2 separate regions of the Homo sapiens genome follow, and region 1 is linked to region 2. The links are chromatin loops, found by intact Hi-C in ENCODE. Cell type or tissue: dorsolateral prefrontal cortex. All regions are shown on one strand. Each heading gives the region's core, and the rest is flanking DNA. Links, peaks and the distances in the headings are about the cores only.

Region 1 (16,437 bases), core at 5,683-13,682, 58 kb before region 2:
AAATACTCAAATCTTCTGTGTCTTATCAGCCTCAATATTCCTCTATTGGCTATTTACTGGGCAGAAGTTATGTGAAGATTTTTGTTTTTTTTTTGAGACAGAGTCTCACTTTGTTGCCCAGGCTGGAGTGTAGTGGCTCGATCTCGGCTCACTGCAACCTCTGCCTCCTGGGTTCAAGTGATTCTCATGCCTCAGCCTCCCAAGTAGCTGGGATTACAGGCATGTGCCACTTTGCCTGGCTATTTTTGTATTTTTAGTAGAGATACGGTTTTGCCATGTTGGCCAGGCTGGTCTCGAACTGTCTTCAAGTGATCCACCCACCTCGGCCTCTCAAAGTGCTGGGATTACAGTCGTGAGCCACCGCGCCTGGCTATGTGAAGATTTTGAGGCACGCTGATCCTACACAAGCAGGTAGCCCTTTCAGCACTCCAGCTCTTCTCTGACATTAGGTTACACTCAACTTCTCTGGCACCTCTCCTGTGCAGCCAACTGAATGTTTTGAGGTTTCTCCTTTCTTATTCTTCCTTTGAAAGAACCCAAACAGCTCATCTTCTGGTATAAATTTGAAAACATTTTTGCTGAATATTATATATCATAACATCATTAACTTTCACTCCTAGCCTAAAGGAATTACTTCAAGGGAATATAGAGAAATAGCTTACTGATCCTCAAGGCTTTTGCATCATTAATACTGAATTTTAGTTTAGGGTTATTAAAAAGTATTTAAGGGAAGCTCTGGGGAGACATGCTTTTTGGCCTGTGGCCAAAAAAAAAAAAAAGGTAAGTAGAGGAGGTATAGGTGTGAGTCCCTACTACACCTGCTAAGCTAAGCTAATTCCTGCTTAGCTTAGTTTTAAGAATTTATAGGGGTAAAGAAAAAGAGAATATATCAGGTGAATCCTTTAGTGGTAAATTTGGCTGACATGAAAATTTATTGCTAAAGGATTAAGTATAGGCCCTGATTGATGAAGCACAGTCAGTAAATCATCTCTTCATTCCCCAGTTCTTAAGCCAACATCAGCAACACTGAGAGAACATTAGATTAAAGGCAGGTATAGAAGAGAGACTTAGGGTAACAAGTTAGTGGGTGCCTGAAGGCATGTGGGAAGAGATGTGGTAAAGGTGTGCACACTATTCCTTACGTGACTTAAAATGTCAAGGGGCTTGGTGTGGTGGCTCATGACTATAAAACTAGAGCACTTTGGAAGGCCAAAGCTGGAGGATAGCTTGAGGTCAGAAGTTCAAGGCCAACTTGGGCAATATAGCAAGACTGTGTCTCTACCAAAAAAAAAAAAAATTAAGAAAAAATTTTAATTTTTTAATTAATTAAATATCTCCAGGTGTGGTGGTATGCTCCTGTAGTCCCAACTACTTGGGAGGCAGAGGAGGATCTCTTGAGCCCAGGAGTTTGAGGCTACAGTGAGCTGTGATTACACCACTGCACTCCATCCTGGATGACAGAGTGAGACCCTGTCTCAAAAAAAATAACTAAAAGTAAAATATAAACTATCAAGGGCCTATCATATGTTCAGAAAGTGGTAGGAAAGTTTGTATTAATCTTTCTATGCTTACTGTCTATCACAGGGCTTGACAAACTGTAGTGCTTGTTTTTATAAATAAAGTTTTATTGGAACACAGCCATGGCCTTACTTTACATGTTGTTTATGACCACTTTCATGCTACAATGGCAGAATTCAATAGTTTTAATAGAGATTAGATGGTTTGCCAGTTTACCAGCTTAAAACATTTACTGTCTTGTCCTTTAAGAAAAAGTTTGCCAAACTCCGTTCTAGCATCATATGTAGAATATAGTAAGCTATTAATAAACACTTAGTTGGGGTGTAGTGGCTTATACCTGTAATCCCAGCACTTTGGGAGGCTGAGGCAGGAGAATCTTTTGAGGCCAGGAGTTTGAGACCAAGCTGGGCAGATGCTGTCTCCACCAAAAAATAAAAATATTAGCTCAGCATGGTGGTGTGTGCCTGTAGTCCCAGCTACGCGGCAGGTTGAGGCGGGAGGATCGTGTGAGCTGGGGATGTCAAGGCTTAAGTCATCAGTAACCTAACTGCCAAAGCAAACAAAGTACTTTTCAAGTCTTTTTCTCTACTCTTGACATTATTACTCCTTCCCTGAAGCACCTTCTCTCCTTGATGTCCAACCACTCCTCAGTGTTGTTCATGGGTGTGTCTTCCTTTCTCCACCCATTAAATGCTGATGTTCTCCAGTAGCTCAGTCTTCAGCTCTCATCTTACTCTATACCAGGGAATTTTAACTTGAAGTACAAATATTATGTGAACCTCCAGAAAGTATGCTTATGTGCATTTTTCTGGGGAGAAGGGACTAGAGTTTTCATTATATTCTGAAACAGGCCAGAGATTCTAAAGGGCGAAGGGAAAATCTTCTCTGTATTTTCCCTTGGAGATCTAATTCCATTACCAATGCTTTAACTACCACCTTTCACACGGATATATGACTTACATCTGTGTCTGCAGACCACACTTATTCTGAACTCTAGACTTACACCTACTTAACAAATGGATATAATTAACTGATGACTTCAGCCAGAGAAGTCTCAGTGGTGAGTTGAGAACCAAAACCAGATTAGGATGGACTGAGAAGTGAATAGGAAGTAAGAAAGTGGAAATATTGAATGTTGATTGTTCTTTTCAGTAGTGTAACTGTAAGGGGAAGGAGAAAAAAAGCAATAGTAGGAAAGGACAGTCAGCAGAAGGATTTTTAGAAAGTGGCCAGCTGGTGATGAGGAAGAGGTTGAGAAATTAGATAATCATCAAACAAGGTCCCTGGAAGGATGAAATGAAAAGCATTTTTCAAGAGATTGGCTCTGAGATTGGAGGAGACTGGGTGAGAACAGATACTGGATCTGTCTTGTTCCTCACTGTATTTCTAGCACCTAGCATAATATTTGACACATAATATGTGTGTCCTCATGAGTTTAAAGCTTGGATTAGAGAGAGGAAGGAAGGTGAAGGTGTAGTGTGCTTGATAAGAATGAGGAAAGGAGAGGGAGTCTTGAGGATATGGGTGGTAGTTTTTAATAATTATTGTGGGGTATGAGAGGGAGAACAGGCCAAATACAGTTTTAAGGAGGGATTACAGACCCATTGACTTACATTAAGCATGGTTTCTGCCCGTGAGTAACCTTTTTCGGTAGGTAATGTACATGTAAAAAGCTCCATACTAATGTTAGTTGTTTCAGTGAAAAGTAGCAGTATGTGATATAAAACTTGAGGAGAGAGATAAACCACTTCAAACTGACAGAATTGAGGATTGCCACTTAAAATGGGAAGTATGTGGATAAAGGATTTAAGGGTTTGCCTGGCCAACAGATGAAACTCTGTCTCTACTAAAAATACAAAAATTGGCCGGGCGTGGTGGTGTGTGCCCATAGTCCCAGCTATTTAGGAGGCTGAGGCAAGAGAATTGCTTGAACCCATGAGGCGGAGGTTGCAGTGAGCCGGGGTCATGCCACTGCACTACAGCCTGGGTGACAGAGCAGGACCCCATCTCAAACAAACAAAAGATTTAGGGTTTGGAAATGGATTGGAAAAGGGATGCCCTTTAAGGAAGAGCACAAACCAAAAGCTTGGTTTGGAAAATGTTGTTTATCTGCATCCAGCTGGCAGTTTCCTGCCACTACATCAAATTGCAGCTCTTCAAGGGTTTCGTTTGTACATTTTTACATTTTCATTGCTTTTCCAACTGTAGGATTTATGACCAGAGGAAAATTGATGAGAATGAGAACAATGGAGTACTCAAGAAGTTCTGTCCTCATCACCTGGTAAGATTCATGAAGGGCCAGTTGCTGCAGGCTTCCCTGACTCAACCCCAAGGCTGCACCTGAACTTGTTGGTATGGTGGGAAGAGCTTGGACTTTCAAGTCAGTCATCTGGATTTGAATCCTGGCTTTACCACTTACCAGCTTTGTGATCTTGGCAGTCACTTCACTTCTGATAGCCTCAGTTTTTTAATCGACAAAATAGAAATAAAAATAACTGCCTTGCACCTTGATGGTGAGGCCTAATGAGACAGTGTACATAAAATGGCTAGCACATGGATGACAACCAAAAGAAAGCCCCAAGATGCTACCCCCTGAGGTGGTCATGTTTCATCAGTTGTACTCTTGTCTCTGTCTGTCTTTCTCAAATCTCTGGGAGAAGATATAGGGGAGTTTGAAGGAAAAGCTGTTTCCTGAAGATGGTATAACAAATGGGGGGGTGGGGCATCAGTCAGTATCTGCTCCTTATTGCAGGTGAACAGTGAGTCCAAAGCAAACATCACCTGTCTTGTGTACAGCCACGACGGCACAGGTACGTGAGCAGGGCCCAGCTCCTAGGCTGGCATGCCCCCTCTGTCTAGGGAGCTGCTGAGCCAGTGAGGCATGTGCCCTCCAGTGCTCACCACTGTGCTATAGCTCCAAGTAGAGCAGCTGGGGAGTAACTGCTGATGGTGAGCACATAGCGGGAGGATACAGTAGATGACCCTTGGAGATGCCAGGTACCATTTGCAGAATGCTGCAGATGATATTTGGCAGGGCCTGTCCTGAAGCCCAGGTTGCTTGCCTGAGCAGGTTCTTATGCCTTTGACTCATTCCTGAGTTAATGGGTATGACCTTTTTGAGCATTCTGCTGCCCCTGGGTTGGCAGTGTGTTCTTAGTCTACCCTGTACAGTCGGACTTGCCTGGTGTTCCAAATAAGATGGGTGCTACACCTGGGTATTTGGAGGGGGCACTACTGGCAAGAAGCCCCACCCCAACCCCCACCTCCTGGTCCCTGCTTTTTTCAGCCTTTGCCTTCACTGCTATGTTCTTGTTCTTGGCAGAGCTCCTGGCCAGTTACAATGATGAAGACATTTACCTCTTCAACTCCTCTCACAGTGATGGGGCCCAGTATGTTAAGAGATACAAGGGCCACAGAAATAATGCCACAGGTGAGACTGTCTTCCTAGGTTTCTTTGGCCCAAGCCTGTTGGCTTTGGAGAACCACAGTGTCTTACTCAGGTTATACAAATAGAAACTACCTGCCTGTGTTGCCATGGGCACTGAGGGATTATCCTGAATTGGGCTGGAGTTTTCATGTTTTCTCCGCTATGCTAGAGGAGAAAGCGCTCAAGAGCATCTCTTGCCACTCCAATAATGTTGCTTCTAATTGGTTTGGACATAAGGAGGCTAGACTAACTGTTTTTAAGATTTCAGGCAACTTCAAAAGAAGCACAAATGCCTTGTTAGGGAGTCAGGGAAAGCCCTCTTTAGTCAGTGGTCCTGAATTGCTTAAAATAGGGAGTGACCTTATACCTCTAGGAAGGAGGAGTAAACAATTCTTTTAGATGAGGCAGAAGAGGAGGAATGGTGGTAGTAACTAGCCCAAGATTGGCCTGTTTTGTTCCATGTCTGTGGTTCCCAAACTTTGGGGCACATTGAAATCATCTGATGTGTTTTGTTTTGTGTTTATGAGACAGGATCTCACTCTGTTGTCCAGGCTGGAGTGCAATGGTGCAATTATGGCTCACTGCAGCCTTGACCTCCCAGGCACTGCAGCCTCAACCTCCCGGGCTCAGGTGATCTTCCCACTTCAGCCTCGTGAGTAGCTGGGACTACAGGTGCATGCCTCTACACCTGGCTAATTTTTGTATTTTTTGTGGAGATGGGGTTTCACCATGTTGCCCAAGCTGGTCTCTAACTCCTGGGCTCAAGTGATCCGCCTGCCTCGACTTCCCAAAGTGCTGGGCATGAGCCACCAATCCCAATCCTGGTGTTCTTTTAAAAATAACAGTTTGGCCTTAACCCCATATATTCTGATTTAATAGGGATGGACTGCAACTTGAGCACTGAGATTTTTAAAAACTACCCACATGATTCTAATGTCCAGGAAAGTTGAGGAATCATTTCTCTATTGTTACCACTCCTAGCAGATACCTGTCATGATTTTGTCTTGGAGATAGCAGTTAGAGGTTAGTTTTATTTTTTTTCCTGAGCTGGTAAGAAGGGAGGGAAAAATCTGTTCTTGGATCTCAGTACACAGGCAGATAAAGGAAGGGTGCCAGTCTCATGGCCAATATTGTACTGACCATAGTCATTGGAACTCTTGGCTTCTTTTACTGATTCCGGAGAGTGGAGCCCTGTTAATGGTAGCAAGCACAGATCACTTGCTTCTCGAGGCAGTTGTGGCATATACCTTCATCAGTCTCAGATCAGCTGATGACCCAGAAATATTGACAAGGTACCAATGAAGTCCACATATCAAAGATAATCCTAGGCCATAAGACAGTGCTGCCTAAGAGTAGGCAGAGCTGGGATGATTCAGGGTGGGACAGGTAAGAGATTAGAGAGGCCTGTGGTTACTTGATAGGGTATAAACTTGAGAGACTAAGGCTGCTGCTAAAGGACTGCAGATTCCTCTGCCCTAAGGAGCGAGCTCTTTGGGAGAATATAAATCATCTCTTGGGACTGGTGTGATTCCTATAACTATCTGTTAAACATGCATAATCTAGCTGATTTAGAGTTTGTGAATAACTAAATTCCCTTTGAGATGAATGTATATAGGCCTGATGCCAACCCTCATGTGGTTTCTTCCCTCATTTATCATTTCAGTAAAAGGCGTCAATTTCTATGGCCCCAAGAGTGAGTTTGTGGTGAGCGGTAGTGACTGTGGGCACATCTTCCTCTGGGAGAAATCATCCTGCCAGATTATTCAGTTCATGGAGGGGGACAAGGGAGGCGTGGTGAGTATGGTGTGCTGAGCTGGCTGGCTCCCTAATCTCTCCAGTCATTAAGGTAGGTTTTAGCAGGGACACTGAATTCTCACTGTGACTACATGATACCATGTTTTAGAGGTCCAGCCAGCCATAAAAGACTAGTTAGCCTGGAGGTGCTGAGTTTTTGATGGAGTATTTTCTTCCTGTTCCTATCTTCTGTCCCTGTAAAGCACAGTTTATTGAGACAAGAAAGGGATCTTAGGGAAGAACCTCTGTCCTGTCCTGAGTGATGTAACTTATCTCTAGACGTGCACCTTTTCCAAATGAAAAAGCGTTAGTGTTCAGGGCGTACCCTCCTACACAAGGCTAAAGATTTCTCCATGTCTCTTCCCTTTAAACTAAACTAAGTAGTGATCTTGGCTGGATCTTAGATTAGCAGATAAAAGCTATAAAGAGCATTTTTTGGACAGTTGGGAAAATTAGAATATGGTTTATACATTAGATAACATGGTATTCAATATTAAATTGATTTGATTACTTAGAATATTCTTGTACTTAAGAGATACATGTTGAAGTATTTAGGGGTGAAATGTCATGCGTACATTCAAATAGATAACAAACACATATACATGTGTACATATAAGGAGAACGCAAATGTGGCAATTGTTTTTTAGTAGCTGAGCAGTCTGCTTGCTGTATAACCCATGATCGTATCATAGTCTGCCTGGCCTTTGAGTTCTGCAGCCCTCTGTGGAGTTAGGGCAAAAAGGAAGAGTGAGAATCGAGTTAGGGAATGAAGAGCAATCAGCTCTTAAGATGTATCTGGTTAACCTTATCTTTTTTTTTTTTTTTTTTTTTTTGAGACCTAGAATTAGGAAGGAGTTCAATCGCTTTCTGTTACAAGGTTTTTGGACCACAGGAGATGGGAAAAACACAGTTTGGAAGACTAAATTATACTGATTGCCCAGAATAGTCTGGTTATCCAAGGCCTCTAAGGAATGACTGAGACAGCTAAGTCTCTCTTCCTTTTTATTCCTTCTTAGCTGTGGGGAACTTCAAAGAGCCTAGCCATCTCTTGATGAGGTTTTTTCAGAGAGTGGTTTTAGAATTTAGAATGGTTCTTTGCAATCAGGATCCCATTCCTTATGTTTTTCTTGCCCTGGTGAAAGGGTATTTCAAATTTTCTTCTGGTTTCCTCTAAATTTCAGGGACCTGGGACCTGCATAGATCTAGGGTTTTTATGGTTTGAATACAAATGGAGAGGAGTCTAGAAGTTCAAGGTGTGTCTCACTCTTCCCTGCTTCATTTCCAACTCTTCCATAGGTCCCCCTGTGTCATCTGCAGTGAACAAACCCAAAACACTTGAGTCTTAATGGGAATTATGCAATAGGCATTTAGAGAAAGGAAGTCAGAAGGGGCCAGTGAATTTTTTCTTGACATAAGCTATTGCCTTGCATTCTGTTCCAGAGAGATGCAGGGCTGAATGCCCTCTCCCAGGCCAGCATTTGTCCATTCTCCAAAAGCATTCTGCAGGCCAGTTTGCTTTTAGCTCAGCCAATGCCAGGGTTTGATGATTAACCCATTTGCCCAGGTGAGGAAGGCATCTACTTGGGATGGGTGGGCCCCAGGCCTAAGTTTTAGTGGTCCTAAGAGTAAATGAGTAGAATAAGAGATATAGAGGCTACCCCTGAAGCAAATTTCCTTACATATTCTTGTCTCTGTGTAAGCTGAATGATCGATGTGGTCTTTTACTTGGCTCCCTCTGCTCTGTTTTTTGGTCCTAATTTTCCAGCAGTGGGGGTTACCAGGCACTACTTTCAATGTAGTAGACTCAGCAGTTCTATATCATGCAAATTGTAAATGTAGAGTAGAATGTAATTGTAACGTAGAATGTTAGAACCAAAGATCTTAGAAGTTATTTTCTGCCTTGCCCAGATCTCCTGACTGATTTGAGGATCTTTTCTTTGTTCCCATTCAGCTTCACAGGGACAAGGGTTGGGGGTGGTATCAGAGGACAGCCCCTTAGTCTCCCAAGAGCACTTTGATGCTTGATCCCATTCTCTACATTCCCCCAGCCCAGTCATCTAAGGCCAGAGCTCTTTTCTCTGCTCAGGCATTATTGACAGGATAAGTCCTGGCATTCAGACAGGTCTGGTGAAGTGACCAGGTACTCTGGCCCAGAAGTTCTCTGTCGGCTCCCCCCGCAGGCTCCAATTCAGGTACTGTATGTTATTCTCTTGTTCCTCTTGCCACTGGCTTTTTCCTTAGTCTTAAGTTCCAAGGAATTGTTCCCCTGTGTTTTTTTATTTTCCTGACTTATTCAAGCAGAGCTAGCTCAGAGTACAGGTCTGTAACAAGGGCTTATTAGGAGATAGATGAAAAAGTGCAGGTTTGTATATGTAAGTTGTCCATTACTATAGATAGATACTATTCCAGGCATTGGACTTTAACTGCACTGCCTAAAAGAGCCCAAAGATAAACTTCACAATAGGCTGATATGTGGAATGGGAGGAGGAGATAAAGAACGGGGTTTCTGTTTTATTCATAAGCTCAGTCTTAGCTTCAGTCTTTTCTGAGCATTTGTTTATTTGTAAGATGGAAGTCAAAGTAAGTGGGAAGTCTGTAGGTCAGCTCTATTTTCCATGCCTGCCCTTGACTTCTCCTCAGCTGTTCTCTGCCTGTGCAGGTGAGGCAGCGGAGGTGGTTGGTCCAGAGAGAACTAAAAGAAGTTGTTTTCTTGGACTATAGGTCCAGCTGCAAGGCAGGGTGCCTTTCCTATGTGTTCCTCTTTTCACTAAAAGACTCAAAATGCTTTAGCAGCTAGATCTGGAACTAACTCTTCTGGATGGGGTAGGAACTTCCCTGCCCTTCCCTTAGGGAAGCTCATGTTTCCAAGTCAGACAGCAGGGGGCATTGGGTGCCTTTCGGACAGAAGGAAGCTGCCTAAGCTAGAAGGCCTGCCTGCTGGAGTTTATTTCTTTTGCCTTGTTCAGTGAATTTACCCAGAGGGTGGCTGAGATTGAGGCTTTGGGAGCCCCAAGAAGCTGCTTGGTTTTAATGTGCTGCCTTATAGCTGAGCCTGTTGTGCTCAGGGCAAGTAGTAGGATGTTCCCCCTGGGATGTGCAAGGTTCTCTCAAGCAGACATGAGCCTCCATCACTCCCACCACTCCCTGCAACTCAGCCTCCTCTTCTCAGCCTGTGCCTTCCTCCAGTTCTAGTAAACACTGCCAAATGAATATAGTTCTCCGACTCTTCTCTGGGGGTTCATTGGCAGCTGCTGCTTTCTTCATTTTTTAAAATTTATTTGCCACTTGGTGAAAGCCACTGAGATGGTTTTTTCCAGCCTTGGGCAAGTTGGAGCTTTGGAATCTGGAGTGAATGAGGTCATCTGGATTTCATTGTCTTCTTACGAAGCCAGCAGTAAGCTTGGGCAGTCCACTCACCCACCCCTAGGGCCATATCTGGGGATGAAGCCACCCCCGACCTATACATAGGAAATGATTGATGTGCCTGGTCTTATACCCAGTCTGTGTCTGGTTTCTCTACCCTCAGTGCCCTTTGGCTTAGGCTCAGGATGGGTGGGCCTCCCTTCCCCAGCAGCTGCCTCAGCCCTGATCAAGGGCAGTTATTTGGCTCAAGGTGAGTAGTGGTTTTTAAACCCTACTCCCACACACTGCTGAGTCTGTGTTTTCCTTTCTTCCTGACCAGGTAAACTGTCTTGAGCCCCACCCTCACCTGCCTGTGCTGGCAACCAGTGGCCTAGACCATGATGTGAAGATCTGGGCACCCACAGCTGAAGCTTCCACTGAGCTGACAGGGTTAAAAGATGTAAGTGGCTGACTGCAGAAGTTATTTTCTTTCTGCTTATCCACATACTGTTGATTCTTATTGTCATAGGGAGGAATAACTTGCTGCCCAGTTCTTTAAAGGCACTGCTCTAACACCCTCCCCCACATTCCTGTAATTTCCTCTGTAGGAATAGTCCTGCTCCAGGGGGCAGCTGTGAAGTGGCACTAATTTGTAATAGGATGGGGATAAGGAGCATCTTTAAGAATTATTCTGTATTAAAGCCTGCTACCTTTTCAGCAGCTGAACCTAGGGCATCATTTCCTAATCTAATGTAGCTCCACTTCAACTTAAGGGAAGCTTTTATTGGGATAGGAGATCAGCCTTCTTGATCAGGTCCCGGGTTCCTCTTCATTGCTGCCCCCTCTTCCCAACCTTTTTGGGTTCCAGGTGATTAAGAAGAACAAGCGGGAGCGGGATGAAGATAGCTTGCACCAAACTGACCTGTTTGATAGTCACATGCTGTGGTTCCTTATGCATCACCTGAGACAGAGACGCCATCACCGGGTAAGCTAGGGTTGGAAATGAATTCCCAAGGGAGTGACCCTTTTAAGAGGGCTAAAAAGTTCCAGAGTAGTGACTTCAAGCAGTAATCAGGTGATCTTGGTCGGATTTCCTATCCACTGTCCTCTGTCCCCATCAGATCCCTGATATAGCCTTGGAAGAGACATCAGCAGAAAAGGGTGGTATCTACTTTTGTCCATTGCCGTCCATGTGTAATGCTATCTTCATAAAGGCAAAAGCTGGAGGGTGGAGGAGGGAATTGAGAAGAAATAACAAGTCTCAGTGTGACCCTTCTATTTTTCCTCTTATGCCAAAAGAGGCCTAGTTCAGGGGTTGGCAAACTGGCAGTTGGCCTGCTGCTGGTTTTTGTAAATAAAGTTTCATTGGCTTGCAGCCATACCCATTCTGTGTATTGTCTGTGGCGGCCTTCACGCTACAATGAGTTGAATAGTTGCAATAAAGACCATATAGACCACAAGTCTAAAGTATTTACTCTCTGGCCCTTTAAGAAAAATTCTGCTGATCTCTGGCCTAAAGCATCTAAATTCTGGCTAAGACCTAACAGGCTTGTCCTTGTTCCATCCAGGGAAGTTACTAACAAGCCTTTCCCATCCACAGCGCTGGCGAGAACCTGGGGTTGGGGCCACAGACGCGGACTCTGATGAGTCTCCCAGCTCCTCAGACACATCGGACGAGGAGGAGGGCCCTGACCGGGTGCAGTGCATGCCATCTTGAGGCCTCATACCTAGGTGGGGCAGGCTGGGGCTGCCAACCTGATCCTGCCTGGGCAACCCTTTCCTGTCCCAGGCCCTACATTCAGCAGAAACGCACTTTGGACTTTTTGCTTTAGATAAAAGAAAGACATCCCAGGAGAAGGACAAACCAGAGGAGTGAACCAACAAAGAGTACCTAGGAATGGGAGTTGAGCCCTGGAATGGGGCTCTATGGAGAGGTGCATAGGACTCGGCAGAAATGGCCTCTCCCCAAAGCCTCTTTTTGAGAGGAGAGGGAAGCCTATTTTGTTAACTGGTTTGGGATAGGGAATGGGGTTTCTTTTTCTTTAATCTCCCTTGTTTCTTGGGCTGGGGGAGGGGTGGGGGGAACAACTGGCTATTCAGTACCAAGGGGCCAGAGTGGAGGGTAGGAGTGCCACTCTCTCTTTGGTTTAGGTTTTTGACCTTTTCTTCCTTTGTTTTTTAAAAGTTTATGACAGTTGGCTCCCCCCCCACCCCCAGCAACCCCATCCCAGAATCCTATTTTCCTGGGAAGTCCTTAAAGCCCCTAACCATCCCACACTCTTCACTTTCCTTTCCACCTTATTCATTCTCTGTACTTACCACAGTATTTTGCACTTGATTACATATCCTTCACTCTCTTCTCTTCATCCCATCACCCCCTAAATAGGTCAGGTGAGGGAGGCTGGGAAGAGGTGGGAGGAGGGGCAGAAGTGAAGGAAGAATAGGAAGGATATTACCTCTTCTGTTATTTTTTTAAGAAACATTGTTTGGTGGCAGCAATCTCCCTGTCCCTATCACTGTTAGAGGCCTAATTTTATATCTATAAATATATTAAAAAGCAAGTCAAACTTGGATGTATCAAGGTAAAATTATTGTCAAAGTTTAAATACCTATATATTCTCTGAATGCAATAAAGGGACTTAAGAGTGAACAAGAGTAATGGTGTGGAAGTGACACCTGGGGTCAGTTTACCTCTGTGTATGGTCACTAGAGATTGGGACTTACCCTTTAGGTTTTAGGAGGCTTGAGAATGGAAGGATCCTCATTTCTGCCCTTCCTGGTTCCCTGCTTTGGTGTAGGGGTTGGGAAAAACAGGAAATTCCTCTCAGCTCTGCCTCAGATCTCCTACCTCTCCTTAAGTCTTGTAGGGGGTTCCAAGGATGGCTCTTCTAACCAGAGGCTGGCCTGTCTTTAAAACTTAACTACTTTAGGGTGGTGCCACCACTGCAGACTATTGTGGTACTTTGTGACAGAAGACATGTACACACACACCACACACATACATACACACTCTCTCACTCTGTCTCTCTTACCTTTAGCTGCTTGATCATTAAGCCATCCAACTTCATGCCAGTTCCCTTCTTTATAGAAGAGTGAAGGGAAAGACTTCCTGGGTTTGACTTAAACCTTGTCCACCTCTTGATATTTTAGGATTGAGGAATAAGTCATTAATCTAAGGACTGATTACAGTGGCTGGAGCTTGGGCACTTGTCTTATCACTGGTCACTGAGTCTGAAAGTCCCAGCTGAATTCTTGCCCTTAAGTGCTTTTGCTGCTATTTTTTTGCCCCCAGTTCCACAAGATCCAACCAAGAATTCTGTATCCTGGGACAGTCAGATTCTTCTAAATCAGGCCAGGAAGGAGGGGAAAAGAGTGAGAGAATGGTATTCCCAGATACTTCTTCCTCCTGCCCCTTTTCCCAGCAGCTCTGAGACCAGATGTTGGCTGCTGTACTTACTCCCTGAGGTAGGGAATGTGTGGTGATCGAGTGGTCTGTGTTCCTATTGCTGGTGGGGTGATAGGGTGGGCTAAAAACCATGCACTCTGGAATTTGTTGTATTTTCTCCCAGTAAAGCTTTTCTTCTCCCGACTGCTGCTCTGTGTGGTATGTGGTCCATTTATTCACAATGGATGGTTTTTGTTCCTACTAATGTAGGTACCTAGCCTTCCCCTCTCATTCTGCACATGATACAGTGTTAGAAAGTCCATTTTGGGAGACCCGTATTTCCAGTGCTTGGGCTCCAATTGGAGACTGTTGGAAGTAGGATACACTCCATTTAGCTCAGTGATACTTAGGAGATTGGGTGGGGTGAGGGTATACACTTGGGGTATTTTCCCAGCCCTTATTCTGGGCCATAAATATTGTTCCCCCTCCCTTCCCAGTGATTCAAAGCCTGCAAAATCCTGGTCACTCACAGAAATTTTAAAATCAGTTAGTTGCAATACAATCAATCACCTTTATTCCGGGTTAGAACAAGGCCGTGCACACTGCAGACAGAAGAGCACAAGATAGGGGCAATCTCACAGCAATATAAGGAGTGGGTGGGCAGGTTAGTCTTTTTAGATTATTTTGCCTTACAGAGAAACTACTAGACTCTGCTGAAAAGAACCCTGTCTCTCTTCTCCCATTTCTTCCATAAGAAAGGCTCCTTATTCTCTCTCTCACTCTAATGTAACATATCCCAAATGGAAGGACAGTTCATGCTCATTCCCCCCACCCAATTCTACAAGTATCTCTCTCTTCTTAAGGGAGAAGCCAGACAGGGAAAGGGAGACTTGGGAAGGTCCTTTAAGGCAAAACTGTGGAGTCCTAGAGGTGTGTGTGTTAAGGCAGGTGTCTGCAGCAGTGGCCAGAGGGGCAGGGCACGCTAGGCTGGGCTAGGAGTTAAGAGTACTGTCTAACCAGTCTGGCTTCTTCCTTCTTCCAGCAGCCAGCCCTCCCCTCCCATTAAAGTTTTACTCCCACATCCTAAAAGCTCCTAACTTGAACTTTGTCTAAATAGTCTCTGAGACTGCATGTGAATTTAATGTTTTTTGAAAAAGCCTTCTTTTTTGTTTGGACTATGTAGCAATTTGATTCTGCCACTCCCTTCACTGTGGCATTCCCCTCCCACCCCCGCTCTGGCCTAGACAATAAGTTAATGCTAGACACCACAAAAAAGGGCAGACATGGCAGTGCAGTTTTAATATACATATATGTAGAATATATATGTACACACAGTTAGCACGGTCAGGGTGGGGAGGGGCATCTTGGGGTAGGCAGGAGGCTGGGGTCACTCACTGTACTGTAGTGATGTGGCTAGGAGGTGTTCACAAGCCCAGGGGGCCAGGATATCTAGTAAAGAAGGGTTTCCTAAGTAAGTCCCTTCCGGGATTGAATTGGGGTGGGGATCGGTGCAAAGGAAAACACTGTAGTTAACTTCTTTCTGGCTTGGGATGTTCTTCACCAAGGAGAGAGGGAAGGTTGCCTACAATAACCAAGTTGGGACCCTATAGATGGTGGTGTCAGGATTCGTGTTAAAACCTAAGGGTCTCATTCTTCAACCTCCCTAGGTTTAGAGTGCAACAGTCTGAGTAGGAACAACTGAGTGGAAGAGGGGGCTCCCCTCTCTCTGCCCTCATCCCCATCTCAGGCTCAGTGGTACATGTTCCCAGCACAGTCTCTCCAGAGTACAGGTGGGTGGGGGCATCTAACGCTGGCTGCTCCATGGGGTTTGATCTTAGGGACCAGGAAAGGATCCCTGGCTCATACCTATGCTAGGCCCATGAGAGACAAAAAGGGACCTGCTGGTACTCAGGAAACAGTCCAGCACAGGAGTACAAACATGGAACTCTGGCTTTTCTTTGCCCCTTCCAGGTGGGGGTTGAGTGGTCTCTTTGCCTTCCGTCCCCACTGCTTTTCCCTGGATCCACCTACCTCTCCCATACCTTACCCCTATGTCAGCTCCTCAATGTAGGAAAATGCAGGTCCTTTCTGCTTCCACACTTTAAAGATATGGGGGGAGTGGAGGAAAGGGAAGTAGGAGGAATGTGCTGATTTCTATTTGCATAGAAATAGCCCCCACCTCCTCCTAAAGTGGGGAAACTCAGCCCCCTCCCCTAGCCCCTGACCCCCATCCCCTTAAGAAGAGGAACTAGATGAGCTAGACATATAGACAAACAGCCAGAGCGTGCGCACACGCACACACACGCGCACAGTAAGGGGGTTAGGACCAGGTTAGTAAGTGGGTAGATGGTGGGTTGCCCTTGCCCCCTCTCCTGGAGGATGGGGGAAGGGAGTGGTCTGATGAAGGTCCAACCTTCCTCCTCTTCCTCCCCCTTGCTCAGGCCTTCTTCGGTGGGGGAGCCAATTTGATGATCTCTTCCTCAGAGGGCTGCCGGATAATGTCTGGGGGCAAAAAGGTATGTGTCCAGGGACAGCAGTGTGGGAGATGCCAGGCAGGCCCATTGGGCATCTGCCTCCACTCTCCCAAAACTCAAGTACTCCAAGGATAGTCAACGGGACGAGGCAGAGGTGCAGCTAGTTAAAGGAGTGGCCGCTTACCTTTGTACTTCTTGGCACTGGGGATACGGGTTAGCTTGGTGTCCAGCTCATCCTCCTCAGAGATCTTCAGCACACGGGTTCTGTAGTCAACCACCATAGTGAGTAGGTCAGGACGGCGGGAGATCTCAAAGATGTGCTCAATGTAGGAGAGGTTGTCTGGAGGAAGGCAGGAGATAGGGTCAGAGCTAGGCTGTAGAGGTCAGCTTCCCCTACTCCACCAGACTAGTGACCTGGAACCAAAGCTGAGTTGCTGACATTGGTTATGGGAGGGTACAACACTGGAGGAAGAGGGGCTACTAATCCAGGAGAAGAA
Region 2 (12,588 bases), core at 1-8,000:
TCACCATGTTGGCCAGGCTGGTCTTGAACTCCTGGGCTCAAGTGATCTGCATGCCTTGGCCTCCCAAAGTGCTGGGATTATAGATGTGAGCCACCGTGCCTGGCCAAAAAAGAGTGTATTTCTTTACCAGGGTATCATAGACAGGGATCCTCTTTATTCCCCCCTGGAATATTCTGCTCCCTCAGGATCTTTGCATCTTTTCTATTCAGCAATCTCTTTTTCATTCAAGTTTAGGCCACACCTCTTTAAGTCCAATCTTTCCAGGGACCACATAGATAGCTAATCTTTTATGGTGGTATAAGATGCTAGGTGTGGAGGGGGTGTTGGACCAATAGTTCTTTTTTTTTCTCGAGACGGAGTCTCATTCTGTGGCGTGATCTCTGCTGACTGCAAACTCCACGTCCCAGGTTCAAGCCATTCTCCTGCCTCATCTTCCCAAGTAGCTGGGACTACAGGCGCCAGCCACCATGCCTGTCTAATTTTTTTTTTGTATTTTTAGTAGAGACGGGGTTTCACCGTGTTAGCCAGAACGGTCTCGATCTCCTGACCTCGTGATCCGCCCACCTTGGCCTCCCAAAGTGCTGGGATTACAGGTGTGAGCCACCGCGCCCGGCAGACCAATAGTTTAAACAAAGAACGTGGAGGAGATAACAATAATATCACAGCATTGAAAAGGACTTGAAAAATCATTTAAACCAAAAGACTTTTGTTGATTGTGAAGGCAATGTAAGTCAAGTGTGAAGCAAGATTGTTTTAAAAGCTAATGAATTCTTAGGCTGTGGTTATCTAAGTATGGGCTTCTAATAACAGGATTAGGGGTTATAATGTATTTACATAATATCACTAGTCCCTACATTTTTGTGCTAGTCCAAACACACCCCAAGTATTATTGTCATTTCTCTTTTAAGAATATTGACAAACTAGAGCATACCCTCAACAGGTGATCATCAAGACAGGTGGCCTACAGACCATGTCATAGGAAGAATGGCTAAGGGAAGAGGGATTATTTCACCTGCTACCACCAGAGTTTGAGGGGACATAATGGCTACCATCAAAAATCTAAAGGGCTAGTCTGTAGAAGAGAAAGAATTGACTTATTTTGTGTTTCTTCAGCTGGGAAACTTAGGACAAACAGGGATTTATAGTTCTGCTTAACACAGTGAAATGTAAATAGAGCAAGACAACAATGAAACGAATTGAGACAGAAAGGGGTGGGCTTCCCAATTAATAGAAATAATAATCATCTCCCATGGGTTTTATAGAGGATATTCAGCACTGGTTGAAAGGTTGAATTTATATGATCTTTGAAGTCCTTTCCTGTAGGATTCTATAATTCCAAATTAATCTTCCTCCATAAACTGATGAATAAATTGAGGTCTGGAGATGTTAAGTGATTTAGCCAATACTAGAACTCACTCTCAGTGACTGATAATCCAATGCACTTTCCATTGAAACTTGCTTCCTCTCTCATTGAGGAAAGAGAAGACACCGAAATATATGGGCAGAAGGAGTCAGTGTAATATTGAGAGCTAAATTATTCCTGATACCTATTTACATATCAGGAAGACCCTGCACTTGAAAGGTTCAACAACAAAAGAGACGCTAGTGATCCCTTTTCCCTGGGGTGGTTTGTCTGCCCTGAGGCCATTTTCCACCCTGTCTACTCACAGTGACTGTGGCCAACAGCCCCTCAGGCACATTGGCCACAATGATGCCAATGAGAAAAATGATAGCCTCCAGCCAACCATAGCCCAAGAGAAGTGAGAGCGCAAAAAAAGTGACACCAAGGAAGACGGCCACCACAGTGATCAGATGGATGAAGTGTTCGATCTCAGCAGCGATAGGTGTCTGGCCAACCGCCAGGCCTGACGTCAGGGAGGCAATTCTGCCCATCACTGTGGAGTCTCCCGTAGCAATCACAATACCCCGGGCGGTTCCTGTGGATGAAGCAGGAGAGGGCAATGTGATGTTGTGATATGATAAGAAGTATAGATATTGGTCTCTGCCCCCACTTCCTGACATAGAGCTTCTAAAAACCCTTAAAGATAGGGGTGCTAGGAGAATCTTTTGTTCTAATATTTGGTCTTTGACCCAGTTCTGGACACAGAGCTCCTGAGACCCTTGTAATTTCTTGAGTGATAGGAGTGTCTGACACAGAACTCTTAAATGCCTTGGAGTTTCCTGGGTGATAGGAGTATCTTTGTTCTAATGAGGTGACTCTTGGTGGGTTCCTGGATAGCCACAGGATGGGGCTGGTGGCCAGGGCAGATAACCATGTGATTAGAGAGTTGGAACTTGCAGTTCATGGACTGACCTCTTTGGAAGGGAGGAGGGATGAAGGTTGAGTTGATCACCAATGGCTAATAATGTAACCGATTATACCTATGTAATGAAATCTCCATTAAAAACCTCAAAGGACTGGGTTTGGAAAGTGTCTATGTGTATGACCATGTGGAGGGTTACTGGAGGGCACCCTGGACAGGAGAGGGCACAGACGCTCCTCCATGCTCCTTCCCACGTGCCTTGTCCTGTGCGTCTCTTCCATATGACTGCTCATCTGTATCCTTGTAATATCCTTTATAATAATGGGTAAACCTAAGTAAGGTGTTTCCCTGAGTTCTGTGAGCCATCCTAGCAAATTAATCAAACCTGAGGAGGGAGTCGTGGGAACCCCAATTTATAGCCAGGCCATAACCTAGGACTTGTGACTGGGGTCTAGAGTTAGGGACTGTCTTGTGGGGCTGAGCCCTAACCTGTGGGATCTGATGCTATCTCCAGGTGGATTGTGTCAGAGTTGAATTGAATTATAGGACACCCAATCATTGTCCTTTGGAGAACTGGTTGTTGGTGGGGAGAACTGTCTACACATGTTGGACACAGAAGTGTTCTGTGTTCAGCGTGAGTGTAGAGAAAAAAAAAAGCTGTTTCTTGTTTTTTCCATCAGAGATGGTCACCCAAGACATGCCGAGTCTGAATTGAGGAAGCTGTTTGGTTTGGTTCCCACAAAGAGCAAGCTGTCAATGGTCAAAAACAAACTGGAGACTCAAGGCCCTCTGAGAGGTCATTATGTTCTGCTCTCCTCATATTTAGTTTATACAAATAAAGGTCTTCTAGTCTGAAAAATCTCTGAAGAGGTCTCACAGTTCTCCTGAAATACCCAATTTTATTGCCTAATTTCCTTCACTGTCAAGAAGGCCTTTATTATACTTAATCTGAGTATCTTCTATTGCCTATATAGTTCTTATCTTGCCCTCAGCAGCTGAGGAGTTTCTAGATCCCAGGAATAGTGGTTACCCTTCTGGTAGAGCCCTATGTTCCAACATCCCCTTATCCCCTAACACAGTGGTTCTCAACTGGAGGCAATCCCTACCCACCAACCCCCTTCCCTGGGGACATTTGGCAATGCTTGGAGACATTTTTGGTGGTCACTACTGGGGTGGGAGAAGGCTCCTACTGGCATGCAGTGGGTAGAGGCCAGGATGCTGTTAAACATCCTGCCACGCACAAGACAGCTCTCCTGTCCCGCACAACAAAGAATTATCCAGCCCCAAATGTGAGTGGTTGAGAAATCCTGCTGTAACTTGCGCCCCCTCCCTGCTTTGCTGGCTGGAGCCAATCTGACCTCTGCTGGGTAGCACGGGCCATAACAGCTGGGCTTCTGTGCTTATGAGGTCCCTCTTTCCTCTCCACCAGCACTGCCCCAGTCAGAAGGGCAGCTTGGACATCATGTTTGGCTTTACACACACATGATGCAGGCCACTCACCTTGAAATGAGGGGCATGACAAAATTCTTTTCTTAAAGTAATTCTTCCTGCTTTACCATAATGACTGAAATTTCTACCATTGAAATCAGAGTCAGAATCACTTAGGCAACATATCACTGAAACTGCATTTATTTTAAAAGCAGAAAGACTCAGGGCCGGAAGTTCAGCTTTCTAAATTACTAGCTCTTTTCCTTGGGGCAAGTTACTTAAATGCTGAGAGTCAGGCTTCCTCATCTTCGAAATGGAATGAAAGCACTTACTAAACTGTGAGGACTGAATATTTTTAAGAGTCTAGAAGGTTAGGTACATCATAGGCACTTGAAAATTAGTTTCTTTCTCTTTCTTCTCATCATTTAGATGAACTTAGGGTTTCCAGTAGGACCAATATAGACTCATACTTGTGACTTAGTAGGAGCATCTCTAATCTGGGAGCTCCCATGAACATTGCTGCACGTGGTGGTCTCCGTTTTCTAAGGTTGCCTTTAGCTGTATGAGTCTGAGAGCAGGGTCCTACTCGAGGAGCAGACAGGTCAGGTCAGTGTTTATGTGGAGGAGGAATCCTGAAAAGATTCCCAGGCCGAGGCATTCTATAGATGGGCTTCAAACTGGTTGCCAAAGGCATATATTGGGTCCTATGGAATGAAGATGCTGAAATACTTGAGAGATGCTGAGGAGTTTCCTATTTTGGGCCGGGTGGAGGAGGGTGGGTAGTGTATGGTGTCACCTACATATATCTTGTGTCATGGTTTAGTCTAGTTCTTCTATTTTATTCCTTCTGCTATGGTTTCCTCACACTTGGAGAAACGGGATTTAATAATTAATCTCAGTGTGTCTAGAGATGGGGTTGGGTTGATGTCAACCTCAGGGAAGGCTGAGAAGGCCAAGCATCCAGCACCCCAGGCCAGACTGGCTTCTTCATACACCTTCCATGTATTGCCAGAGAAATAGCTTGGGCTCCCTTGAAGATGCATGAGAACCCAAAGAGAAGTCTGTGCCACAGCCATGTCAAGGTCTACGGTGATGAGACATGGGAGGCAAGGGTAAAGGTTAAAGTTATGCTACTAATTTGCAAATTGGTCTAAGGCAAAGGTTAAAAGTCTAGGGTAAAGGTTAAAGGGCAAATTGATCTAGGGTAAATGCTATCGGTCTGTGAATTGCTGAGAAATTCCTCAACTGAAAGTCCTTCCGCCCAGCTCCTTCTACCTAGCTCCACCTTCTTGGCCACATGTTGGGTTTTTTTAGCCTCCTACAAAACCATTTTCTATCTAAACAGACCCTTGCTTCCCAGTCGAAATGCCACCATCCACTTTCCTCCATACCCTTTATCTGAACATATACTTAGCTGATGAAAACCCTACTTTGTAAGGGTAAATTTGGGCAAATTTTTTCCTAAAATCTAATAGTAGACATCTAGTGTTTTTGGGGAAAGCTTGCTAACTTGCTTCTGTCCAATCAATTTTAAAACATTTTTAATATATGTATTTTATTTTCTAGTTGGATTCTTTCTCATAGTCTATTCTGTCTTAACATTACGCTTCTTCTTTAAGGTATTTTCAAATTAAATAGCAATCTTTCAGCACAGAGCAGGGTCTGTGGAAGGAGCACGAGATATGGAGACAGACCTACATTAGAATCCCTGACCCGCCTCCTTTCTATTGAGTTGTACTCTTGGATATGGTGCTTAATTTCTTTGAACCTTAGTCTGCTACATGTAAAATAGGGATAATATCTGGTATTGTGCGCATGTGGGAATTAGAGATAATATTTATAATATTTAACAAATACTATGCATTCAAATAAAAAATATTTCTAGGCTGGGTATGGTGGCTCACGTCTGTAATCCCAGCACTTTGGGAGGCCGAGGAGGGCAGATCACTTGAGGTCAGTAGTTCGAGACCAGCCTGGCCAACATGGTGAAAACCCATCTCTACTAAAAATACACAAAATAACTGGGCGTGGTGGTGGGCACCTGTAATCCCAGCTACTCGGGAGGCTGAGGCAGGATAATTGCTTGAACTTGGGAGGCAGAGGTTGCAGTGAGCTGAGATCACACCACTGCATTCCAGCCTGAGCAACAGAGAGAGACTCTGTTTCAAAAAAACACAAAACAAACAAAAGAACTATTTTTAGATAACCAAACATTTGTTCTTAAGCATGAATAATAGTTTTCAAGTGTGCTCCATGGAGTCTTCAGGCCTCCTTAAGGGGAAAGGGCAAAGGAGAGATTGACAGAATGATGTTCAGTCCCTTTTTATTACCACTTTGCCAGAACTGTCTCCCAGTTCAAGGATTCCTAGATTCTAGGAGCAAAGCCAAAGTTTAAGTGGTAAAGTCTAAGTGGCACCTCTGGTAATTCAAGTTTCCAATGCCAATATCTTCTCTTGGATAGGGGACTAGTTAGAAGTTAGGGCTTACCTTAAGAGAAGAATGACTTAGCAGGGCTGAACAATTTTCCTCCCCTCTGTGCCATTTTCAGCTTAAACAGCATAGTCCATTCACAAGCTAAAATAATAGCTAATAATTGTAGGTCACTTACAATGTATTAGGTCTTGTGCTGGGCATTTTACATATATTATCTCAATTCACACGAAAATCTACAGAGTAACGACTTTTACTGTCATCACTGTGCGAATGTGGAAATGATGACCTTGACCTTTCACCAGAGGTCATACAGCTCGTGATGGAGAAGCTCGACTTTTTACTGGCTCTTACCTACCTCGCTACCTTTAGAAGACAGTTATTAAAATCTTTATGTTTTGGTGCCTGCTTTTGAATCTATGCTACTTATGGTTCGATATTCACCTTCCACACAGTTGGTGGAAAAGAAGCAGATGTTTCGGGTCTCCAGAGGGTTCTCATGGGTGAAGTCAGGGGAGCGGCTCTGGGGTTCTGACTCCCCAGTCAAGGATGAGTTGTCCACCTGGGATGGGAGAGGGGACGCGTTGTAAGGTGAGCATAGGAAAAAAGGCAGATTTATTTACAAAAATAGTATGTCTTCATCTGGTCACCAACATCATCACTGACAGACTGAGAGAAACAAATTTACACATCTGTTGTCTCTAACATCAAATCTGCACTTGTAACTTCTCAAGATTCTGAGTAATAAGCTTATACTTTCTCTAACGGCCCAGGTGTCTACCCTGCCATGAGATCACGCTTGGGTCCCTCACATAGCTTTCGGCATCCCCTCACCTTACATCCTTGTGCAGAGATAAGCCGGAGGTCAGCAGGGACTCGGTCTCCACCCTTGATTTCCACCAGGTCTCCCAACACCACCTCTTGTACATTAATTTGCATCTTCTCTCCTCCTCGAATTACCAGAGCTTGCTATGAGAGGATAGTGCAGGATCATTTCCAAAACTTTTGGCTTTCCTCATCCCACTCTTAGCCTAAAACCTTCTGTTATTGGTCTCCCTCCTCCTTACTCCCCTTTCTTACTGTCACCCACCACATCATTCTTGAAGGTGTCTTTGGCAGATTGCAAATTCCCATGATGCTGTTTGCAGGGCCCTTTGCAATGTGACTTTGACGCTCTTCCCATTAAGAGGTGGAGTCTATCTCTCTACCCCTAAACCTGGGCTTGACCACGTGACTTGCTTTGGCCCATAGAATGAATGTGATGGAAAGAGGAGTTTAAAAAGTGCTTTCAGGCCGTGACTGGTGGCTCACACCTGTAATCCCAGCACACTGGGAGGCCGAGGTGGGAGGATTGCTTGAACCCAGGAGTTTAAGACCAGACTGGGCAACATAGGGAGACCCTGTCTCTACAAAAATTGAAAAAAAAATTAGCCAGGTGTGGTGGCATGCACCTGTAGTCCCAGCTGTTTGGGAGGCTAAAGTTGGAGGATCGCTTGAGCCCAGAAGGTTAAGGCTGCAGTGAGCCGTGATCACATCACTACGCTTCAGTCTGAGTGACAGAGTGAGACCCTGTCTCAAAAAATTAAAAAAAAAGTGCTTTCATGCTGGGGCTTGCATTCCTGTTTCTGAGAATCCTCTGCCACCCTATGAACAAGCCCAAGCTAACCTCTCTGTAAAAAGAGAGATCACGAAGAAAAAGGCCCCAGCTGTCCCAGTCATCTCAGCTAAGGGCCCAGACATGTGGATGAGGTCATCTAAGACCATCCAGCCCCAGCTGAGGAACAACAGCACAGCCACAGAATTATGAGAAACAGGAGCTTGCTATTTTAAGCCACTAAGTTTTAGGGTAGTTTGTTAGGTAGCAAAAGCTAACCGACCATGCCTAAACTCCTAGTCTCCAAAACTGCCCAAACACTTTGTCCCAAAACTCTTACCCAAGGAAGGAATTAAGTGATACCAAAAAGAGAAGGAAATCCTGGGCTATACTACTGGAACATGATCATATTATAGGGAAAATGTGGAGCCTATTCCTTTGCAAGTTTCCAGTCCCGTGCCTAGGAACCTCTGTTTACCGTCGTATTCTTTCCAGGTACCTTTAAAAAACATTTAACTTGAAAATAATTTTAAACTTTCAGAGAAGTTGCAAGAATAAAAATAGCACCAAGAACACCTATATAACCTTTATCCAGATTCACCTATTAACATTTCACCCCAGTTACTTTGTCATTTGTTTTCATCCTCTCTCTCTCTGTGTATACTCTTTTCCTGAACTACTTGAGGGTAAGTTACCTACATCATGATCTTTTATCTTAAAAACTTCATTGTGCATTTCCCAAGAATTAAGATATTGTCTTAAACAACCACAATGTAGTTATCAATTTCAGTAAGTTTCACATTGATACTTTAATCTACTGTATTAATCTGTCAGTATTCCAGTTTTGCCAATTGACCCAATACATCCTTTAACGCATTATCTTTGGTGGAGCTGGAGGACATTGTCCTAAGCAAACTAACAGGAACAGAAAGTCAAATACCTTATGTTCTCACTTATAACTGGAAGCTAAACACTGAGTACATATGGACACAAAGAAGGGGAAAAACAGACACCAAGGCCTACTTGAGGGTGGAGGGTGGGAGGAGCGTGAGGACAGAAAACCTACCTATCAGGTACTATGCTTATTACCTGGGTGATGAAATAATTCGTACACCAAATCCCTGTGACACACAGTTTACTTATATAACAAACCTGCACATGTATCCCCGAATCTAAAATAAAAGCTCAAAATAAAAAAGTAAAAATAAAGCATTACTTTCTCCTCTGGCACAGAATCAGATCTAGGGTTAGATATTGCATTTAGTTGCCACGTCCCTGTCTTTTTTTTGAGACAGCGTCTCTGTCTGTCACCAGGCTGGAGTGCAATGGCATGCAATCTCTGCCTTCCGTGCTCAAGCAATCCTCCTACCTCAGCCTCCTGAGTAGCTGGCACTACAGGCACGCTCAGCTAATTTTTAAATTTTTTTGTAGAGATAAGGTCTCACTATACTACTCAGGCTCGTCTTGAACTCCTGGACTCAAGTAGTGCTCTTGCCTCGGTCCCCCAAACGGTTGGGATTACAGGTGGGAGCCACCACCCTCGGAATAGTTGTCATGCCTCTTTAGCCTCTTTTTATTATTATTATTATTTTTTGAGACAGGGTCTTGCCCAGGTTGGTCACAGTTCACTGCAGACTTAAATTCCTGGGTTCAAGTAATCCTCCCGTCTCAGCTGCCTGTGTAGCTTGGACTACAGATGTAGACCAGCTATTTTATTTTATTTTATTTTTGTAGAGATAGCATCTCAAACTCCTGGGTGATCCTGTTGCCTCAGCCTCCCAGAGTGCTGGGATTACAGGCGTGAGCCACTATGCCTGGTCTGTTTAATCTGGAACATCCCCACAGCTGTTCTTTGTCTTTGAGGTCATCGATATTTGAAGAATCCAGCCACCCCCCACCGCACCCCGCTCCCACCCCCACCAACACTTGTCTCTTTAAAAAAATAGAATGTTCTTATTTGGGGTTTGTATGGTGTTTCCTCTTTAGATTCAGATTCTGCCTTCTAGATCAGAGCACTTCATAGGTGACGTTATGTCTTTCTCAGGGTTTCACAGCTTTTCCAGGTACTTTTAAGGACTGATACAGTACCTTGACCCCCTCATCACCAACCTCACTCAGCTCACTTATCATAGGATATAATTTTCCACGGGACTTCATCATTGTGTATTTGGCCACATCCTGCTCCTGCTCCCACTAGATCCTCCCACTCCAATCCTACCTGAGGCACCATGTTCTTAAAAGACTCCATGATCTTGGAGCTCTTGGCCTCCTGATAATAGGAGAAGCAGCCAGTGACGATGACCACGACGGACAGTACGATGCTCAGGTAGAGCTGAGGGTGGGGAAAGAAAGCGTTTATCAGTGGGACCTTGTCGTCTTCTTCATCCTCAGAAAATCAGTCTGCAAGGGGCACAGCAGTTTCACCAGGTGTAAGAGACCGTAAGACTGAGTTGAGAGCAGAGGGGTAGAGAAGAATCTGAGGTGGGACCAGTACACTTGGCTTCCTGGGGAAGGAACCCTGAGCCATGGTGAGCCGTCAGCAAAATTCCTGGTCAGAGAAGGCCTGTATCTTTCTCTCCAGGAAGGCTAATCTCTGGATGGAGGGGGTGGATTGTGAGGGAGGCTGGGAGGAAGGAGATGAGGTTAAAATTGTGGAGAAGAGAAAGGGACTGCAAAGTGCTTTGGGGATCAATTGGGAAGGTCATCAAAGAACAGCAAGTTTTTCGGGGACATTGTGCACCTCAGGGAACTGGACCAGAAGCTTTTTAGATTAAAAGGTGAGAGGAACCAAGATGGAACTTAGAAAGTGGAGTATTAGGGATTTTGGTTTATTACATTAATGTACATTTATTACATTATTATGTAATGTACATTTATTACATTAATGTACATTTAATTACATTTTATAATTAATTACATTCATTACAATGTAATTAATCAATTACATTGTAATTAATTACAATCAATTACATTTATAATTAATGTACATTTATTACATTATTACATTAATGTAATAATGTAATTAGGGATTTGGGCCAGAGGACTTCAGGAGTGCTAGGCTGCTGAGCAAAAGAGTGTCTGGGGCTAAGCAGAGATAGGGCTGGCTAGTAGTAGCTGAAGAGACTCACGTTGTCTTTGGTAGGCTCCTCATTGAAATATATCTGGATGCTGTAGGCCACAAAGCAGAGAATGGCCCCAGTCCATAGTAGGAGGGAGAAGCCTCCGAACAGTTGCTTACAGAATTTGACCCATTCTGGAGTGGTGGGGGGTGGGGTAACAGTATTGGGTCCACCTCGAGTCAGGATTTCCTTTGCCCTTTGGTGGCTATGGCCCTGTGCAGAGAAGAAATAGGGTTGGATAGAGAGCTGTGAAAAGAGGAACAGCCATAGCAAAAGGGAACCTGACATTTGGAGCCCCAGAATGGGTCTAGAGACTAAAGACGCTTTCAGAAGGTCAGTCTGGAAGTTCTTCCTGGATAAGGTGAGGTTTCAAAATTTGCATTAGAGGAGGGATGTCATTTAGCATGCTTACATAGGAAGGTTTTTGTTTATGGATTGATTCACAAACCTTTTTGAACTTGAGAACCTATCTCGGGTCCTAGGTGCTGAGGATACCAACATGAATAAGAATGGTCCCTACCCTTAAGGTGCTCCAGTGGGGAGATAAATACATACAGATAATTATAATGTGCAGGGCCAATGTCATGATGAAATATAATACTTAATGTTGATAACATATTAACACCACGCTTTGACTCTCCAACTTAGAGGGAATAAGATCTAGTGTTTGGTAGCACAATAGGGCAACTATAGTTAATAATTTATTATGGATATCAAAATAATTAGAGGAGTGGATTTGGAATGTTCCCATGCAAAGAAATGATAAATGTTTGAGGTTATGGGTATCCTAAATACCCTGATTTGATCATTACACATTGTATGCTTATATCAGAATAATACATGTATACCATAAATATGTACATCTACATATCCATTTTTTTTTTTGAGACAGAGTCTTGCTCTGTCACCTAGGCTGGAGTGCAGTGGCATGATCTCGGCTTACTGCAACCTCCATCTCCCAGGTTCAAGTGATTCTCCTGCATTCAAGTGATTCTCCTGCCTCAGCCTCCCAAGTAGCTGAGATTGCAGATGTGTGCCACTATGCCAGGATAATTTTTGTATTTTTAATACAGATGGGGTTTCACCATGTTGGCCAGGCTGGTCTCCAACTACTGACCTCAAGTGATCTGCCTGCCTTGGATTACAGGTGTGAGCCACGGCACCTGGCCCATAAATTTTTAAAAAACATAAATAGAAAAGAATACTAACAAAAAACATGAATGCATAGATTCTCATTCCACTCTTGTGCACAAGCTTATGTGCTTTTTCCTGTTAATGAAAATGATAGTAGAACCTGCCAATCACCACCAGCCACTCCCCAACCTCTGCCTGAAACACCCGAGGGGCCCCAAAACCCTTTCAGGGGGTCCACAAGGTCAATTTTCATAGTAATACTAAATCATTGTTTGCCTTTTTTTACTCTCATTTTCTTAAGAGTATATAGTGGAATTTTCTGAAGGCCAACTGGCATAACATCACAACAGATTTTATCCAGAAAATATTTGAGAATCCAGCTATCTTCTATTAAAAAGCAAGACATTGAAGAGGTTTGCAAAAATGTAAGATGCTGCTAATTTTTTTGTTTTGAAAAATACAGTTATTTGTCAAAACATATATGAATATATGATAACTTTATTTTTGTTATTTTTAAATGAATTGAGAAATACATTTTAAAACTCTCAATTTTAATTTCTAATATGGTAAATATAGACAGACTTAAGCCACATAAGCACAAGTTCTTTGCGGTCCTAGA

The links. Hi-C counts contacts between places; a loop is a spot of excess contacts. Peaks named below come from ENCODE experiments on the same cell type or tissue, not always from the same donor. Only the 100,000 strongest peaks of a DNase experiment are listed, where the experiment ranks them.
Region 1: it touches region 2 in a loop (2.2-fold over the local background); 2 of 110 quality-filtered maps call a loop at or near these places.

Annotation. Positions count from the first base shown.
Region 1 is chr1:160,212,953-160,229,389 of GRCh38, reverse strand. DCAF8 (DDB1 and CUL4 associated factor 8) reads left to right here. Exons shown (of 14, transcript NM_015726.4): 8 at 3,727-3,799; 9 at 4,271-4,328; 10 at 4,841-4,948; 11 at 6,609-6,739; 12 at 10,422-10,541; 13 at 10,950-11,066; 14 at 11,682-13,670. The coding sequence ends at 11,798. It overlaps PEA15 (proliferation and apoptosis adaptor protein 15), which reads right to left. Exons shown (of 4, transcript NM_003768.5): 3 at 16,125-16,280; 4 at 14,018-15,968. The coding sequence ends at 15,904. Among named protein-coding and RNA genes, the nearest start is that of PEA15-AS1, 12 kb to the right of the region's middle. In dorsolateral prefrontal cortex, for the core only: CTCF peaks have their summits at 9,416 and 9,619 (motif pointing right); a DNase peak (open chromatin) is centred at 9,629; H3K27ac peaks cover 5,682 bases.
Region 2 is chr1:160,153,505-160,166,092 of GRCh38, reverse strand. ATP1A4 (ATPase Na+/K+ transporting subunit alpha 4) reads right to left here. Exons shown (of 22, transcript NM_144699.4): 3 at 10,845-11,048; 4 at 9,935-10,048; 5 at 6,957-7,091; 6 at 6,567-6,684; 7 at 1,669-1,937. Among named protein-coding and RNA genes, the nearest start is that of ATP1A4, 8.2 kb to the right of the region's middle. RefSeq lists enhancers at 1-23, 3,585-3,674. In dorsolateral prefrontal cortex, for the core only: a CTCF peak has its summit at 3,631 (motif pointing left); a DNase peak (open chromatin) is centred at 3,632; H3K27ac peaks cover 1,006 bases.